2 separate regions of the Homo sapiens genome follow, and region 2 is linked to region 1. A link is an interaction called in ENCODE POLR2A ChIA-PET data of the cell type or tissue named here. Cell type or tissue: PC-3. All regions are shown on one strand. Links, peaks and the distances in the headings refer to the core of each region. The heading gives the core; the rest is flanking DNA.

What was found. Peaks named below come from ENCODE experiments on the same cell type or tissue, not always from the same donor. Only the 100,000 strongest peaks of a DNase experiment are listed, where the experiment ranks them.
Region 2: POLR2A ChIA-PET joins it to region 1 with 27 read pairs; 14 of 35 experiments call an interaction of 5 or more read pairs at or near these places.

What each region holds. Positions count from the first base shown.
Region 1 is chr1:200,368,040-200,376,376 of GRCh38, reverse strand. It overlaps LINC00862 (long intergenic non-protein coding RNA 862), which reads left to right and starts at 2,585. Exons shown (of 5, transcript NR_040064.1): 1 at 2,585-2,730; 2 at 3,208-3,284; 3 at 5,212-5,331; 4 at 7,506-7,712. RefSeq lists enhancers at 1,105-2,304, 3,701-4,231. In PC-3, for the core only: no CTCF peak of the experiment used is centred there; DNase peaks (open chromatin) are centred at 1,636 and 4,076; H3K4me3 peaks cover 622 bases; H3K27ac peaks cover 2,747 bases.
Region 2 is chr1:200,417,883-200,426,219 of GRCh38, reverse strand. No RefSeq gene overlaps it. Among named protein-coding and RNA genes, the nearest start is that of ZNF281, 12 kb to the right of the region's middle. RefSeq lists enhancers at 6,141-6,641, 6,642-7,142. In PC-3, for the core only: no CTCF peak of the experiment used is centred there; no DNase peak of the experiment used is centred there.

The sequences.
Region 1 (8,337 bases), core at 103-8,102:
ATTGGACAGTGAGATGTAGATCATTTCCATTGCCACAGAAAGTTCTACTGGACAGTGCTGGTAGGGTATTAAAGGTCTTTGTAGGGACTTCAGCTTTTACTCTGAGTAAATAGAAAGCCATTGGAGGGTTTTAAGCAGAGGAGGAACATGCTCTGACTTATGATTTCGAAAGATCACTGTTGAGAATAGACTGTAAGGGGGCAATGGTGAAAGTTGATAGACCATTAATAGTCTAGATGAGAGATGACCATGTCTTCGATGAGGGGGTAGGAGTGATGATGATGATAAATTATTGGATTTTGGATATATTTTGAAGGCAGAACCAATAGGCTTTTCTGATGAAAATGATGTGATATGAGAAAAAAATGACAAAAAGGTTGTGGGTGATGATGAGAGAAGAGAATACAAGGCCAAAGAGAAGGGATTTCCCTTGTTGTGGAGGAGTCTCACTCACCTTGAAGCAGGAGGGAAAGCAGGGATCTGGGTGGAAAAAGATCTAGAGAATCCTCATCTAAGCAGAAGATGAAGGAGTAAAGAGAGAAAGATGGGTGTATTGGAAGCTTGCGGGTGATGGAGAAAGTTTCAAATAATTCTTGGAAAATAAGTTGAAAAAAGAAACGTAACACAGTTGTTAGAGCAGGGCATGATTGCTTGTGCCTATAGTCCCAGCTACTTGGGATCCTGAGGCAGGAGGATCTCTTGAGCCCAGGAGATGGAGGCTGCGTTGAGCTGTGTTTATGCCACTGCACTCCAGCCTAAGCGACAGAGCAAGACTCCATTTCTTAAAAATAAAACAAAAATGTAGTTGTTAGTATTGAGGGCCCATAAGAAGTTGGTGATGATGAACCTATCTACGCTTTTGATCACCTCCAGCAGAGTTTGACTGTTGCGTGCAAGCAAAGAGAAAGGAGATGGCGGGGTTCAATGAGGGCTGTCGTTTTCCTAGATAGGTTTGTAGAAAAAACAGAGAGGAAGGGAGTTTAAGGGATTGGCAAAAAGGATATAGTAATAACAGACCATGGAATAAAAATTGAGTAAGAAGGAAAGTGAAAACAGCTGAAGGCTAATGAATTGGGAGAAAGCAGATGGATCAATAGACTGGAGGCCCCAATATTTCTAAGAGCAGTTGGAGTTGTTGTCATGCAAGTTGGAAGGAAAGATGCTTATCCAAAAGCTGAATGCCTGAATCAGTAATCTTGCGGCAGAGCTATTGTAGGTGATGACAAGGTCAGTCCTTTGAAGTCTATGCATATATATCTTCATTATAGGCTGACTTGCCAAGTCTTAGAATTTTTACAATATAACCTCACTGTGGATCTCATCTAAGCAGGTTTGGTAACCAAAAGCTCAAGAGCGTGAGATTGAGACCCCAGAGAGCTCATAGCCTGTCACAAACCAGCTGTGTAACCACGGACCTTGAGGAAATGAACCTTATGGTCCCTTCCGTCTCTAATCTGTGACTCCATAGCCCCATTATAATATAGCCTTTTCCCAAACACTGACCTTCAACATAGACCCTGGGGGATTTTTCTATTAAAAATTTGCAACTCTGCACATTTTTATCTGCTGATGCCTCTTGGAATATTAAATGCTTAGAAAGCTGTCGTCGGGATCACATTCTGGAATCTTGACCATGTAGTCATCTGAGTGGGTGTGACAGGAAGTATACACCAGCAGCATTTGTGTCTGAGTGTCCTTCAGACACTGGGATGGCTGCACCTTTACCCGTCCTCTCCAACTCTCTCCACCTAGAAAGTATTCTTTTCTCTTAATTTTGTTAGAGTTATATAGGAATGCTCCTTCAGCAGAAATGACAGAGGCTGTTGCTCTCAGAATCAAATGCAATAATGTGACCTGTAAATTCCTGTGAATATTTGGATATTTTAGCGATATTTGTTTATTCAGAAGAGATTCTGGATGCAGAACTCTCCTCCTCTCTGTTCTCTAACCCTGCTTTCCACCATCATTCTTCTCTCTCTAGGGCACAGAGAGAATTAAGAACAACCTAAGGTAAATTTTTAACAAGATGGTCTAGCTTGAGCTCTGTAGGCTTGACTGATGAAATAAGTAGTAGTTTTTTGCTAAAATAACCACATTGTTTGCAAAAGTTTTCTCCTTTGAGTTTTCTAGGGTCATTACAATGATCTAACTGCCTTACCTGCTTTTGAACTGGTTGAGCCTCTTGTGGGACCGAAAACAAAAGAAGGGTGTTGAAATGCAAATAGATAACTCTGGGTCCCAGTCCCTGACTGCAAAAGGAAGCCAAAACTGACAACAACGTCTCCTTCTCTACGGAGGTTTGTAGAAAGGCTGTACAAAAATCTCACAAGATGTATTTCTTCTCGTGGACTGGAGTCCCAAGGTAGGTAAGAAAAACAAAAACAAGATAAAAACAAACAAAGGATTCCGTACTTGGAATTTGCTCAGTACCAGTTGAATAGCTAATTGTTTCTTGTGTTCTTCCCCTCCCCCCTTTTTTTCTGCCTGAATAGATAATCCTTACAAAACATCTATTCATTCTACAAGTGAAAATTTCAAGAATATTCTATACTGACCTTGGCAAGAGTAATGGACCGAGATTGAGTGATGAATTTGTGTGTGTTGTGGCTGATGTGCATTTTGGTGCTTTGTATGCAAGTTTAAGAATATCTTAGCAATAGGAAAGGAAGATTTATGGCAGTTTAATTAATGAATATAATGAAGGCTAAAACTTGTAGATAAATTTATAAGGTACACAATTATTTTTATAGCTTATTTTTAGCACAAAGGTGATTGTATTTTGTTGCTTTAAGAAAGGACCTCTTGATAATACTGGCGTGTTTTATATTTCAATGTGACCAGTTTAACTGATATGCAAACAATTATTTTTTAAGGGAAATAAAATGAGGCAGTAGTACAACTTAGCGAAGAGGACACTGTGGCAGATTCTAACGACTAGATTAAATTTGAGCTCTTATTTGGCTTTTACTACCAACTGACTGCATAACTTTGGGTCAGTTATTTGGCTCTTTTTTTTTTTTAATTTACAAAATTAGAATGAGAACTACAGATAGTGAAAATATTTGGAAAAGCTTTTTGAAGTCCCACGTGAAAGGCATCAGAAAAAAGAGTTGGGTGATTTTTTTTAATGGGAAATAATCTGATATTGTCAGTAAACCTAAATTTTTTGTATATTAATTTATTTTTTAAGCTGTTATTTAATTTCAGGTGCTTAAGAGCTCTTCAATTTGTTAATGGAAAGAAACACCATTTACACCGGATGGCTACAAAGCAACCTTATTCTGGTAAAATAATCTCTTAAATCCTTATATACACAGTCACTAACTGTTGGCTTTATAAGGTCAGTAGTAGCAAAACAGCCCTGTGGCAGTTAGAAGCTCAGCATGTCCAAGATAGCACTAACGGGGAACAAACACAAAAAACAGCAAACAGTTTAAACAGTACCATTTGATTTGAATTTAACCCAATCTTAAACAGAGGACTCTAAAAAAACAATTACCAGCAAAGTTACATTAATTAGGGAGATCATTAGGTTGTATCAATGCAGTTTAGCTATGCCTTTTAAAAAGTGAAGATGGACTAGAAGCGGTGGCTCATACCTGTAATTTCAGCACTTTGGGAGGCCAAGGTGGGAGGATCCCTTGAACTCAGGACTTTGAGACCAACTTGGGCAACAAAGTGAGACCATCATGTCTACAAAATTTTAAAAATTAGCTGGGTGTGGTGGGGTATGCCTGTGGTCCCAACTATTTGGAAGGCTGAAGCAGGAGGATCGCTTGAGCCCAGGAGGTCAAGGCTGCAGTAAGCCATGATTGTGCTACTGCACTCCAACCTGGGCAACTGAGTGAGACCCTGTCTCAAAAAAAAGAAAAAGATTGAACTTGCAGGCCAACATTTATTTCTGACTATTGACTACTTTTGAAAGAGAAAGCTTTGGACACTAACATTCTAGTCTCAGAGGCCTCAAAGAAGCACAGCCCTGTAAAGAAGAAAATTCTGCTGGGATTAGCAAGAGCCTCAAGGTTTTGGGAACTTGGAATGCCAGGCTCAGTGTTCCGAGTTCCAATGTTGACTCTGCCTGTGAGTCACCCTGAACTAGTCACTCAGTCTCTTGTGTTTCCCCCTTTAGAGAAGAGCTAAGACTATTGACTTTTCAGGAGTTGCAAAACATGTTACAAAAGGATAGGAAAGTACTATGCAAACATGTAAATATCATGAAATATTGGGGGGGTACATTTTAATAAAGATAAGCTGCATTCTTCTGATAATTGGAAGTTGATAATCTTTATGTAAAGACAGGGAGATTGATTTCAAAATAGAGGTTAATGCTTGAAATTTTAATTCGAACAGTGTAAATTTGGATCATTGTTTGCTCTGTTAGTCGATGTTGCTTACTGAAAGGAAACTCTTAACAAGTTGTCTTACTAGAATGGCTTATTTTCAGAGTCAGACCCCCAGGCTTTCTAGAAATGTGTATTAAAATTTAGTAACCTCACTTTCAATTGTTGAGTATAGGACACTGTGGTTGGGTTTCTATATATGTTGTAAACAAGCCAAATACACAAAGTGAACTCTCTATGGACCTTAAAAAAGTCTTAAAAATTTTTTTTTGAGGATATTGAATGAGGCACCTATTTTATTCCTTACTTTTGCAGGATAGCTTGTCAGTGCCAGCTTGGGTTTTTGAATTCTGACTTTTTGCTGGCCATGATTTGGCTGTCTCATTAATAAGACAAACCTTTCTAAAGTGGAGCTCATTGTTTTTTAGTTCTTTTAATGGTGTGGCTAGCCTCTCATTGTTAAAGAAAAGAAAGAATATAATTTTTATTCTTCGTTCTTTCTGGCAACTTTATACCCTCTACTAACCCACCCAGTCCTGAAATCCTGTTAGTTTTTCCATCTGTGACTAGCATCTCTCTTCTGATTCCCAGTAAACGCTACTATATTCCCATCATTCAAAATTAACAACTGTTATTATTTTTGTCATATCTTCTTCAATTTTTTTAAAGAAATAAAACAAAACATTGATGATAAAATCAAGTTGCCTTTGAATATTAATTCCAAGTCCATTTCCTCCTTCTGTCCTCACTTCCCAGAGCCCATGTTCAGTTTGTATACTTTTTAATATTTTATATATATTTGTATGTACCCATAGTTAATATGTAGTATTGTTTTATGGATTTAAATATACATAAATGTTTTCTTTTTTAGAGAGAGAGGATCTCATTCTGTCACCCAGGCTGGAGTGCATGATCATAGCTCACTGCAGCCTCGACCTCCTGGGCTCAAGTGATCCTCCTGCTCCAGCCTCTCAAGTAGCTAGGACTACAGGTTTGTGCCACTATGCTTGGCTAATTTTTTTTTTTTTTTTGTAGAGATGGGATCTTACAATGTTGCCTGGTCTCAAACTCCTGGCCTCAAGAGATCCTCCCGCCTCTGCTTCCCAAAATGCTAGGATTACAAGTATGAACCACCATGCCCAGCCAACTGTTATATGATTTGTTTACTTTCTCTGAGCATTGTTTTTAAGGTCTAGCCATGTTTTTGTACAGACACACACACACGTGCACACACACACACACCCATCTATATATATATATTCATTATTTTTAATTGCTGTCTAGCATTTCTTTTCTTTCTTTTTCTTTTTTTTTTTTTTGAGAAAGACTCTCGCTCTGTCACCCAGACTGGAGTGCAGTGGCACGATCTCAGCTCACTGCAACCTCTGCCTCCCGGGTTCAAGCAATTCTTCTGCCTCAGCCTCCCAAGTAGCTGGGACTACAGGCGCCTGCCACCAAGCCCGGCTAATTTTTGTATTTTTAGTAGAGACGGGGTTTCAACATATTGGCCAGTCTGGTCTCAAACTCCCGACCTCAGGTGATCTGCCCGCCTTGGCCTCCCAAAGTGCTGGGATTATAGGCATGAGCCACCACACCCGGCTATTTGCTGTCTAGCATTTCATGGCATAAATAATACCACATTTTATCAGTCCATTTATTAGTGAATATATGATTGTTTATATTTTTTTCACTAATATATAGGCAATAGTTTCTTAGTCTTGATTCCTAGATGCAGGATTGCTACATTTTGAATATGCACAATTTAACTTTTAAGAGATATTACCAAATTGATTTTCAACTGTTGGAAAACTGTTTCCCCAGATACTTTCCAACACTTGTCAGACTTCTTAATCTTTGCCAATTTTAGGGGTAACAAATGGTTTTCCCTGGGCTTTCTAGCTTTATTTCAGTTCATCCTATTCATAGTTGCTGGCCTAATCCTTTCTAAGGACAGCACTGCTCAGGGCCTTGCCTGGTCAAACACTCTCAGAAGCTCTGCACTATCTACTCAGTCCAAACTGCCCCAAGTCCTCTGCAAGCAACCTGTCCCACCTCATCTATCCATGCCCAGCTGGACCAGAACGTGCAACTTACCACTTTCTCAAACTCAGCTTTTACTTTTCTGCCTCTGCAACTTGATCATGCTCTTCTGCATTCCTGTATTGATTCAACAAATATTTATTGAGCTCTTTACTTCCTGCCAGGTGCTGGGAATATAAGGGTGAAAAAGAAAGACCATATCTAGGCATTTATGGGACTTAACAATTTTTAGCAGAGGATGGGGATGGGCAGAAAATAATCCAGTAAAAAAATTGAGCACGATAATTTTCCATAGTACTTTATAAGTACTATAAAGAAAGTAAAATAGAATGTTAATGAGTTTGTGTGGAGGAGTGACGGGGGTGGATGTGGGGCATGTCCAGGTGGGAACTTTAGAGGGGCAGGTGCTCAGCGAAGGCTTTACAGAGAAGGTTATATTCCCCTTGAGACCAGCAGTGTGAAGCTCATTCACAGACCAGAAGTATTTCTGATCCTGAGCAAGTGCAGATCCCTGCATGTAGGGGTGGCCTCAGAGGATCCTGAGAGGAGCAGAGCTGCCCTTGTGGCTGGCAGTTGGGGCTAGGAGAGTGGTGGATGCTGTAGGAGACAAAGGCAGGCAAAGCCATGCCTCTCAGGGCCTTGTGGATGCTCTCTACCAAAGCCACTGCAGGAAACCGTAGTTTGCCCTTTAAAGCCCTGTAAAGCCGTGATCAAATCCTCTCTTCATAATCATTCCTGATCCAGCTGGCTGGGCGCGCTCTTTCTGGACCACCATTGCACAGTAGTGGTGCCTCTTAAGGCATTTAACATAGCACTTTGGGATCATGATGTCTGTCCTTCCCATGAGCTATTAGAATTTGTTTTCATGTTGCTGTTTTGTTTCTACCTCACAAGGGACAATACTTTATTGTCTGGAAAGAGGAAAGTAGAGGAGGAAAAGGTAGAACACAGAAGAAGCCTGTCATTTTTTATTGAGTCTGGAATGAACTGAGTTTCAGTGAAATAAGCTTTCCTGTTGTATATTTGAGCTGATTTTCACAATGGCAAATATGACAAATTTAATTTTCCTTAAAAATTGATAAGACCAGTTGGAGTTCTAAAAGTGATTTTTTCTACCCCTTGAAGATCTTTTCTCAGAATAGCAGTCTGTAGGCTGTCACCTAAAGTGTCCTGTTTTCAGTGCTGCACCTGCTCTGAGCTTCATCTTTTTACGAAGACGTCATGGTGTGCTATCTGTACTGGGAAACTTTCCCCAGCATCAGCCATCTCCTGAAGATAACATTGTCTGCTAGAGATTGTCATGTATGTGGATTGAATCTCTTTATCTTCATGGTAAGTTTGGAGTTGTGTATTAGACCTACCTTACTGGTGAAAAGAATGAAGGTTCGTAGAGGTCATTACTTGTCTGTCCGCAGGTTACGAAATTAGAGAATAGCGAAGCTGACACTTGAATCTGGGGCTACTGACCAATTCTCTATGAAGCTTCCACACTTTAAGTAGTAACATAGCAAAGACCAAGCACTTAAAATTATTTCTAGATGAAGCCTTTGTGCTCTGAACCACTGTGATCACTGTTGATCGCATTTTCCTTCTTGAACTCATTTTCTATTAATAGGAGCATTTATCACAGACAGTGAGAGGCAGTTTGTGCAGCGGGGAAGAGCACGGGCTGTCTGAAGCTAGACTGTCTGAGTCAGGGTCTTCTGTGCCAGCTTGCTAGCTGTGTGGGGGAAGTTACTTAACATTTCTGTGGTTAAGTTTCCTTATTTTTAGTATGAGGATAATAACAGCACCTACCTCATTGGGTTGTTGTAAGGATTAAATAGGATAATGTACTTAAAAGGCTTAGAACAGAGCCTTGTACTTAATAAGTCCTCAGTTAATGCTCTCCTAGTCTCAGGTCTCAGCTCAAATGTCCTCTCCTAGGGAGGCCTTACCTGGCCCCTGTAGCTAGCCT
Region 2 (8,337 bases), core at 224-8,223, 50 kb before region 1:
GAGAAACAAATAGAGAATCCTTTATTCAGTCCTCTTCTTGCCATTCAAGATTTAATTTTTCAATTATTTATTAAGTTCTGGTCAGGCGCCGTGGCTCACGCCTGTAATCCCAGCACTTTGGGAGGCCGACGTGGGTGGATCACTTGAGGTCAGGAGTTCAAAACCAGCCTGGGCAATATAACAAAACCCCGTCTCTATTAAAAATAGAAAAAGTAGCCGGGCGTGATTGCGTGCGCCTATAATCCCAGCTACTCGGGAGGCTGAGACATGAGAATCGCTTGAATCTAGGGGGCGGAGGTTGCAATGAGCCAAGATCGGGCCACTGCAGTCCAGCCTGGGCCACAAAGTGAAACTCCATCTCAAAAAAAAAAAAATTATTTCTTCAATCCCGATAGCTCCCCCCACCCATCCTTTCAATAAATCTCCTCTCCTTTTATATGCTTCATCTGGTTTGAGTTGAGTTTCTGTCATTTGCAAACAAGAAGGTCCTAAATCGTATAATATTTAAGCAGTATTTTGAAATCCTTGTGGCATAGATCTGTAAAATGGTACTTCTATATCTAGTATGCCCTATTTCATATCTGGTCAATCACCTTAACTTAAAAAAAAAAAAAGCTGTAGAAGAAATTTTTTGTTGCCAATCCCTTTAAATTCTGTTCTGAGCCAGGTGCAGTTGCGTGCACCTGTAGTCCCAGCTACTCGGGAGGCTGAGGCAGGAAGACTGCTTGTGCCCAGGGTGAGTTCCAGGCGGCAGGGCACTATGATGTCACCTGAGTCTAGCCACTGCACTTCAGCCTGGGCAACAAAGAGACCTCTGCTAAAAAAAAAAAAAAGAATTCTGTTCTGAAAGTTTTTCTAGTTTATTTACTCTCTACAGCCCTTCAGTTACAACACCTGAAAACTGATTAGGGTTATAATATATTTCATCTCAAACAAGGCAAACTCCAACCCCCCTAAATTTACAGTTTTTATTTGTTGAGTAGCCCTTAAAATAGTGGTTTATTTATTTTACATAACAAATGCCATAGTGGAACTGGAATTAATTCTTTTTTTTTTTAGAGATGAAGTCTTGCTATGTTGCTCAGAATGGCCTCCAATTCCCGGGCTCAAGGGATTCCCCAACCTTGGCCTCCCAAGTAGCTGGGCCTATAGGCACGTGCCACCACACCTGGCTTAGAATTAATTCCTCTTTTTTTTTTTTTTGAGACAGAGTCTCACTTTGTCACTTAGTCTGGAGTACAGTGAAGTGATCTCAGCTCACTGCAACCTCTACCTCCCAGGTTCAAGTGATTCTCATGCCTCCTGAGTAGCTGAGATTACAGACGTGCACCATTATGCCTGGCTAATTTTTTTTTTTTTTTTTCGAGACGGAGTCTTGCTCTGTCACCCAAGCTGGAATGCAGTGGCACAATCTTGTTCGCGGTAACCTCCGCCTCCTGGCTTCAAACAATTCTCCTGCCTCAGCCTCCCGAGTAGCTGAGATTACAGGTGCCCGCCACTGCGCCCGGCTAATTTTTGTATTTTTAGTAGAGATGGAATTTCACAATGTTGGCCAGGCTGGTCTCAAACTCCTGACCTTGTGATCTGCCCACCTTGGCCTCCCAAAGTGCTGGGATTACAGGCAGAGATGGGGTGTCACCATGTTGCCCAGGTTGGTCTCGAACTCCTGACCTCAGGTGGTCTGCCCACCTCAGCCTCCCAAAGTGCTGGGATTATAGGCGTGAGCCACCACATCCAGCCAGTATTAATTCTTAAACTTTAGTATGAGGCCAGGTGCAATGGCTCATGCCTGTAATCCCCGGACTTTGGGAAGCCAAGGTAGGAAGATTACTTGAGGCCAGGAGTTTAAGAGCAGCCTGGACAACATAGCAAGACCCTGTCTGTAAAAACCAAAAACCAAAAACCCCAAAACCAAAAAATTAGCCGGGCATGGTGGCGTGCATCTATAGTCCTGGCTACCTAGGAGGCTGAGGCAGGAGGAATGACCCCAGGAAGCTGAGGCTGCAATGAGCCATGATTGGGGGCCCTGGTCTCAAAAAAACACACCAAAGCCCAAAAACTTTGGTATGCATCAGAACAACGGGGATGTTTGTTAAAAATGCAGATACCTGGCACCTACTAATCTGTATCAGACCAAGAAAAGGTTAAGAGTACTCTTTAGATTTTTTCCATTCACCAAAAAAAAGAAGTCTGATCTGTCATCTGTACCCTTTAATAATCTTAACTTTGGTTGAGAATACAATTTAAGGCTGGGCGCAGTGGCAGGCGCCTGTAATCCCAGAAACTCAGGAGGCTGAGGCAGGAGAATCGCTAGAACCCTGGGGGCAGAGGTTGCAGTGAGCTGAGGTGGTGCCACTGCACTCCAACCTGGGTGACAGAGTGAGACTCCGTCTCAAAAAAAAAAAAAAAAGAGAATACAATTTATTTTCTTTGATTTTTATAAGAAAATGAGATTCTGCCACATATTCATCTTACATTTAAATTATACTTACCTTATTTTAATAAACAATACCAAGTAAACACCTTCAGGCATTTACTAAAGATCTTAATATTGAACCAGCGCCATCCAGCTCTTGCAAAAGAATAGTGGAAACAGATATTTGAGAAAGACGTGACCCGAGAACATGCTTAGTATTGAATCCTTTACTATTTCTTAACGCTATCCCTCAAACAAACTAAGATCACCACAAATCCACATGCTTGGACTTTGTTGGTTTGGCTCTCTGAGGAAATGCTTTCAATTTCTATCTTAATTAACTCGCTCCCATTCAATGCTCAGTTTACTGCAGCCTGGATATTGCTCCACCATGCTTCTAAAACTGCCGTCGCTAAGGTCAACAGCAAACACTGGTTTAGATGTTAAGAAGGTGCTCTTCAGAGCCAGTTCAGCTCTGTTTGAATCCTGCTTTTGCCACTTCCTGGTTTGGGGACTTTGCTTAACTCCTTTGTGCTACTCATTGTTCTTTTCTGTAAAATGGGGATAATGATGGTTACCTACAACCTAGGATAACTGAGAGGCGTGAGTGAGGTAAAGCTTGTTGGGATTAAAGCAGTGCACATAGTACACATTCAACAACCACTGTTCACCAAAATGTGAGCTCCATCAAGGGCAAGGTCAATGGTTTGTTCAAGACTGCATCCTGAGTGCCTGACATATAGTAGGTATTCAAATACAAGTGAAATGAATTACTAATTCCAATTGCATATTCAGGTCCTTTCTTACTTGATTGTACCGTGACAATTGATCAATGGTCATACAGCAATTATTTTGTGCCATATTAACTCATTTAATTCCCATAACAATTCTATGAGACAGGTACAATTATTGTATGCATTTTATAAATGATGGAACTGAAGAACAGAGGAGTTGAGTAATGTTTCCAAGCTCACACAGCTAGTAAATGGTAGAGCTAGAGTTAGAACCTGGGCAGTCTGGTTTTAGAGTCTTTGCCTGTAACCTATGTTTGCTGCTAATCATTTCTCCCTAACTGAAACTCTCTTCTACTGGCTTCCATGAAAACATCCTCTTTACATCTCTGACTCCTCTGGTTCCTCTCTTTCTGCTCATCTCTGTAACGTTGACATTTTCCAGAACTCTGTCCAAGGCCATTGTCTTTACATACTTTACATGTTTGCTAGTTGATGACTTCAATTTCCACCTGTACTCTGATGAATCCCAAATCCACAGCTGTATCCCAGTTATCCTTTGTAAGGCTCAAATCTCTGTGTCCAGTTGTTCACCGGACCACACTCAACATATGTAAAATAAATTTCTTAGTTTCCCCAATAAATGCGCATTTATTCCATTTAATTCTCTACACTGGGAAATGATACCACCACCCATACCGTCACTGAAGCCAGAAACCTGAAATTATCTGGAACTCAGCTCTCTCCTTTTCTTTCCATGTCCAGCATCCACATCCAATCAACTGTGTCCCCTAAACACCTCTGCATTCTCACAACCATTTCCCCATTTCTGTTTCTCTTTCCCTGACTACCTTCCTAACTGGTTGCCCTACTTCTGATCTGTGCCACTTTAATCCACCTCCTTCATTGCTACTAGAGTTATTTAAAGAAAAAAAAAAAGGTGGGAATTGAACAATGAGAACACATGGACACAGGAAGGGGAACATCACACTCTGGGGACTGTTGTGGGGTAGGAGGAGGGGGGAGGGATAGCTTTAGGAGATATACCTAATGCTAAATGATGAGTTAATGGGTGCAGCACACCAGCATGGCACATATGTACATATGTAACTAACCTGCACATTGTGCACATGTACCCTAAAACTTAAAGTATAATAATAATAAAATAAAAAAAAGAAAAAAAAAGAAAAAACTCATTACATCACTTTTCCCATTAAAATTCTTTAATAATCCCCTCTTCCTAGAGAATAGCTGAACTCCTTGACATGATATGCAAAACCTTTCATGATCTGGTCCTTTCTTCCTTTCCAGTTTCGTCACCTTGCCTGTCTCACTTGAAAACTAGTTGCTCCAGCAATTCTGAACTCCTTGGAGGTAACTCTGGCCTGGTTGGTGCTCTCAAAACTCTCTTTTTCAAATTATCTCAGAAATGTCCTTTCCCAGCCGTCTCCCTGATCATTCCTTCTACTCCTTCAAGGATCAGATCTTTATGGCCAGACACGGTGGCTCATGCCTGTAATCCTAGCACTTTGGGAGGCCGAGGTGGGTGGATCACCTGAGGTCAAGAGTTCAAGACCAGGTTGGCCAACATGGTGAAAACCCATCTCTATTAAAAATACAAAAATTAGCAGGGCGTGGTGGCAGATGCCTGTAATCTCAGCTACTCAGGAGGCTGAGGCAGAAGAATTGCTTGAACCCGGGTGACGGAGGTTGCAGTGAGCCGAGCGAAGCAAGACTCCATCTCAAACACAACAAAACAAAATCAGATCTTTAGAAAAATATCAAATCAAAATGCTTCACACAAAAAAGAGGCAGTCACTTCATGAATTTTGGCTTCCCTTTGAAAACTCACTGTCTTCCCTTGGTGAAACTGAGTTTTCTACTTATAAGCTTCTTTTGGTCTATTTTTAAAAATAACTTCTCTACTAGACTTCTTGATGGTTAAGATCCACATCTTAACCCTACTTGGAGTCACACAGTGCCTGATACCTAGTGAGTACTCAATAAATGTAAATGGATAATGTAAGAATTATTACTAATTACTCAGTTTCCATTGTATGTAGATAGAAGAAATAGACTTTTGTCTAGCACACATTGAATTCTAGCACACATTGAATTTTCATTATGTGCTAGGCATCATGTTAAATGTTACCTACTTTATCGTGACAACCCTGTACAATTACTATTATTACTGAATAAGGAAAGTTAGCCTCAGAGAAGTTAAGAAAACTGCCCAAAGTCACAGGGTTAGTGTGTGGTAGAGCTCGGAGTACCGGAGTACATCCAAGTTTGTTTGACTCCAAACCTTTTTTTTTTTTTTTTTTGAGATGGAGTCTCACTGTCACCAGGCTGGAGTGCAATGGCCTGATCTCGGCTCACTGCAACGTCCACCTCCTGGATTCAGGCGATTCTCCTGCCTCAGCCTCCTGAGTAGCTGGGATTACAGGTGTCCACCACCAAGCGTGGCTAATTTTCATATTTTTAGTAGAGACGGGGTTTCACCATGTTGCCCAGGATGGTCTCGAACTCCTGACCTCAAGAGATCCACCTGCCTCGGCCTCCCAAAGTGCGGGGATTACAGGCGTGAGTCACCATGCCCGGCCCCAAATCCTTAGCTTTTAACCTTTACCCTCGACTGCCCCTTTGGATCCTGTTTGGTTCTTCTGCAAAACTGTCATCTAAAATATTCTCCTTAGCCAGGCACAGTGGCTCACACCCAGCACTCTGGGAGTCTGAGGTGGGTGGATCACTTGAGTCTAGGAGTTCCAGATCAGCCTGGGAAACACGGTGAAACCCCGTCTCTACAAAAATACAAAAATTAGCTGGGCGTGGTGGTGCATGTCTGTAGTACCGCTACTAGGGAGGCTGAGGTGGGAGGACTGATTGAGCTCGGGTCAAGGCTGCAGTGAGCCATGATCGCACCACTGCACTCCAGTCTGGGCAACAGAGCGAGACCCTGTCTCAAAAAAAAAAAAAAAAAGAAAAGAAAGAAAGAAAGGAAAGATATTCTCCTTTATGTCACTCAGTATTGCTCTTAGGAAATATTTTTTGTGAAAAATAGATCTTATTATCAGACAGTGGGAACCATGTAGTAACCCATCACGTTCTCTTTCTTGGGTTGGCCACCTGGAGTGAAGTGAAATTCCTGTTGGAATTATTTTATCTTTTCCTGGGCTTCTGGCTTCTTTCAGATTTTATTTTTGGCCAGGTATGGTGGCTCACGCCTATAATCCCAACACTTTGGGAGGCCCAGGCCAGTGGATCACTTGAAGCCAGAAGTTCAAGGCCAGTCCTGGCCAACATGGTGAAACCCTGTCTCTACTAAAAAAACAAAAATTAGCTGGGCGTGGTGGCACATTCCTGTAGTTCCAGCTACTGGGGAGGCTGAGGCAGGGGATTTGCTTGAACTCAGGAGGCAGGGGTTGAGGTGAGCTGAGATCGTGCCATTTCACTCCAGCCTGGGCAACAGAGTGAGGCTCTGTCTCAAAACAAAACACAAAAACAAAAAAAAAAACCCAGATTTTGGCCAGGCGCAGTGGTTCATGCCTGTAATCCCAGCACTTTGGGAGGCTGAGGCGGGTGGATCACTTGAGGTCAGGAGTTCGAGACCAGCCTGACCAACAAGGTGAAACCCCTCTACTAAAAATACAAAAATTAGCTGGGTGTAGTGGTGCATGCCTGTAATCCCAGCTACTTGGGAGGCTGAAGCAGGAGAATCAATTGAACCCAGGAGGCAGAGGTTGCAGTGAGCCAAGCTTGGGCCATTGCACTCCAGCCTGGGCACCAAGAGCGAAACTCCATCTCAAAAACAAAACTAAACTAAACTAAACAAAAACAGATTTTATTTTCAACTACCCAGTGATATACATAGATAGGTATAGTTATATGTATGTACTAAACATATATCTGTATATATTATATATATGAAAATCTATCTATGAGAATAGAAATAAAATATTTATATTTATATATGACTTATGTATATATACATTTTATATATATATGATAGGATAGTTAGAAGTAAAATTTGAAAAAAATCAGAAGCCCAGAAAAAGAGAAAATAATTCTACCAGGAATTTCATTATAGTACATATAATAAATTCATTTTAGCTGGGCACCTGTAGTCTAGCTACTAGGGAGGTTGAGGCAGGAAGATCACTTGAGCCTAGGAATTCGAGGCTGCAGTTGCTATGATCCTGCCTATGAATTGCTACTCCACTCTAGTCTGGGCAAAATAGAGAGGCACTGCCTCTTGAAAACTAAATAAATAAAAATAAAAATGAGGCCACTTAAAAAATAAACACACTTTAAATAAACCCACTTTTTTGTTCAAATTTATTATAGCCCTTATATTAAAATAAGAATCTAGGAAAAAAATCTAATCTTACCTCCAAATCAAATCAATATTTCATTTGTCTGTCTTACATTTCGATCCTTATTCGCGTGCAGATTGTTTTCTATATTTACAGTAACATGATACATAGAATTTTATATTCCACCTCTTTTCTTGACAACATCAGCATGTTTTTCTAGTTTGCTCTGTCTCACTTGTTTCTCCTTTTCTTTTTGTTTTTTGAGATGGAGTTTCGCTCTTGTTGCCCAGGCTAGAGTGCAGTGGCGCGATCTTGGCTCATGGCAACCTCCGCCTCCAAGGTTCAAGTGATTCTCCTGCCTCAGCCTCCCAAGTAGCTGCAATTATAGGTGCTCGCCACCATGCCAGGCTAATTTTTGTATTTTTAGTAGAGACGGGGTTTCACCATGTTGGCCAGCCTGGTCTCCAACTCCTGAACTCTGGTGATCCACCCGCCTTGGCCTCCCAAAGTGTTGAGATTACAGACATGAGCCAACGCGCCCAGCCTGTCTCACTTGTTTCTGACTTACCTCCTCTTCCTCTTATCCTTCCCATTAGGAAACCAGTGACGACGACAACAGTTTGGTGTGCATCCTTGCACATCTTTCTCCTGTGTAATTATTAATAGTTACATTTGGGCAGAAGAAGGGAGAGTTTTGCTATTTGTTTTACAAAAGTAAGAATATATAACATAATGCATCTTTCCTCTTGCTTTTTTTGTTTAACTATGCAAGGACATCCCTCCAGACTAATATAGCTCCAACTCATTCTTTTAGTTGCCTAATATCCTAAGGGATAAAGATACCACAATTTATTCAGTTGTTCTCGTGCTGAAGGGC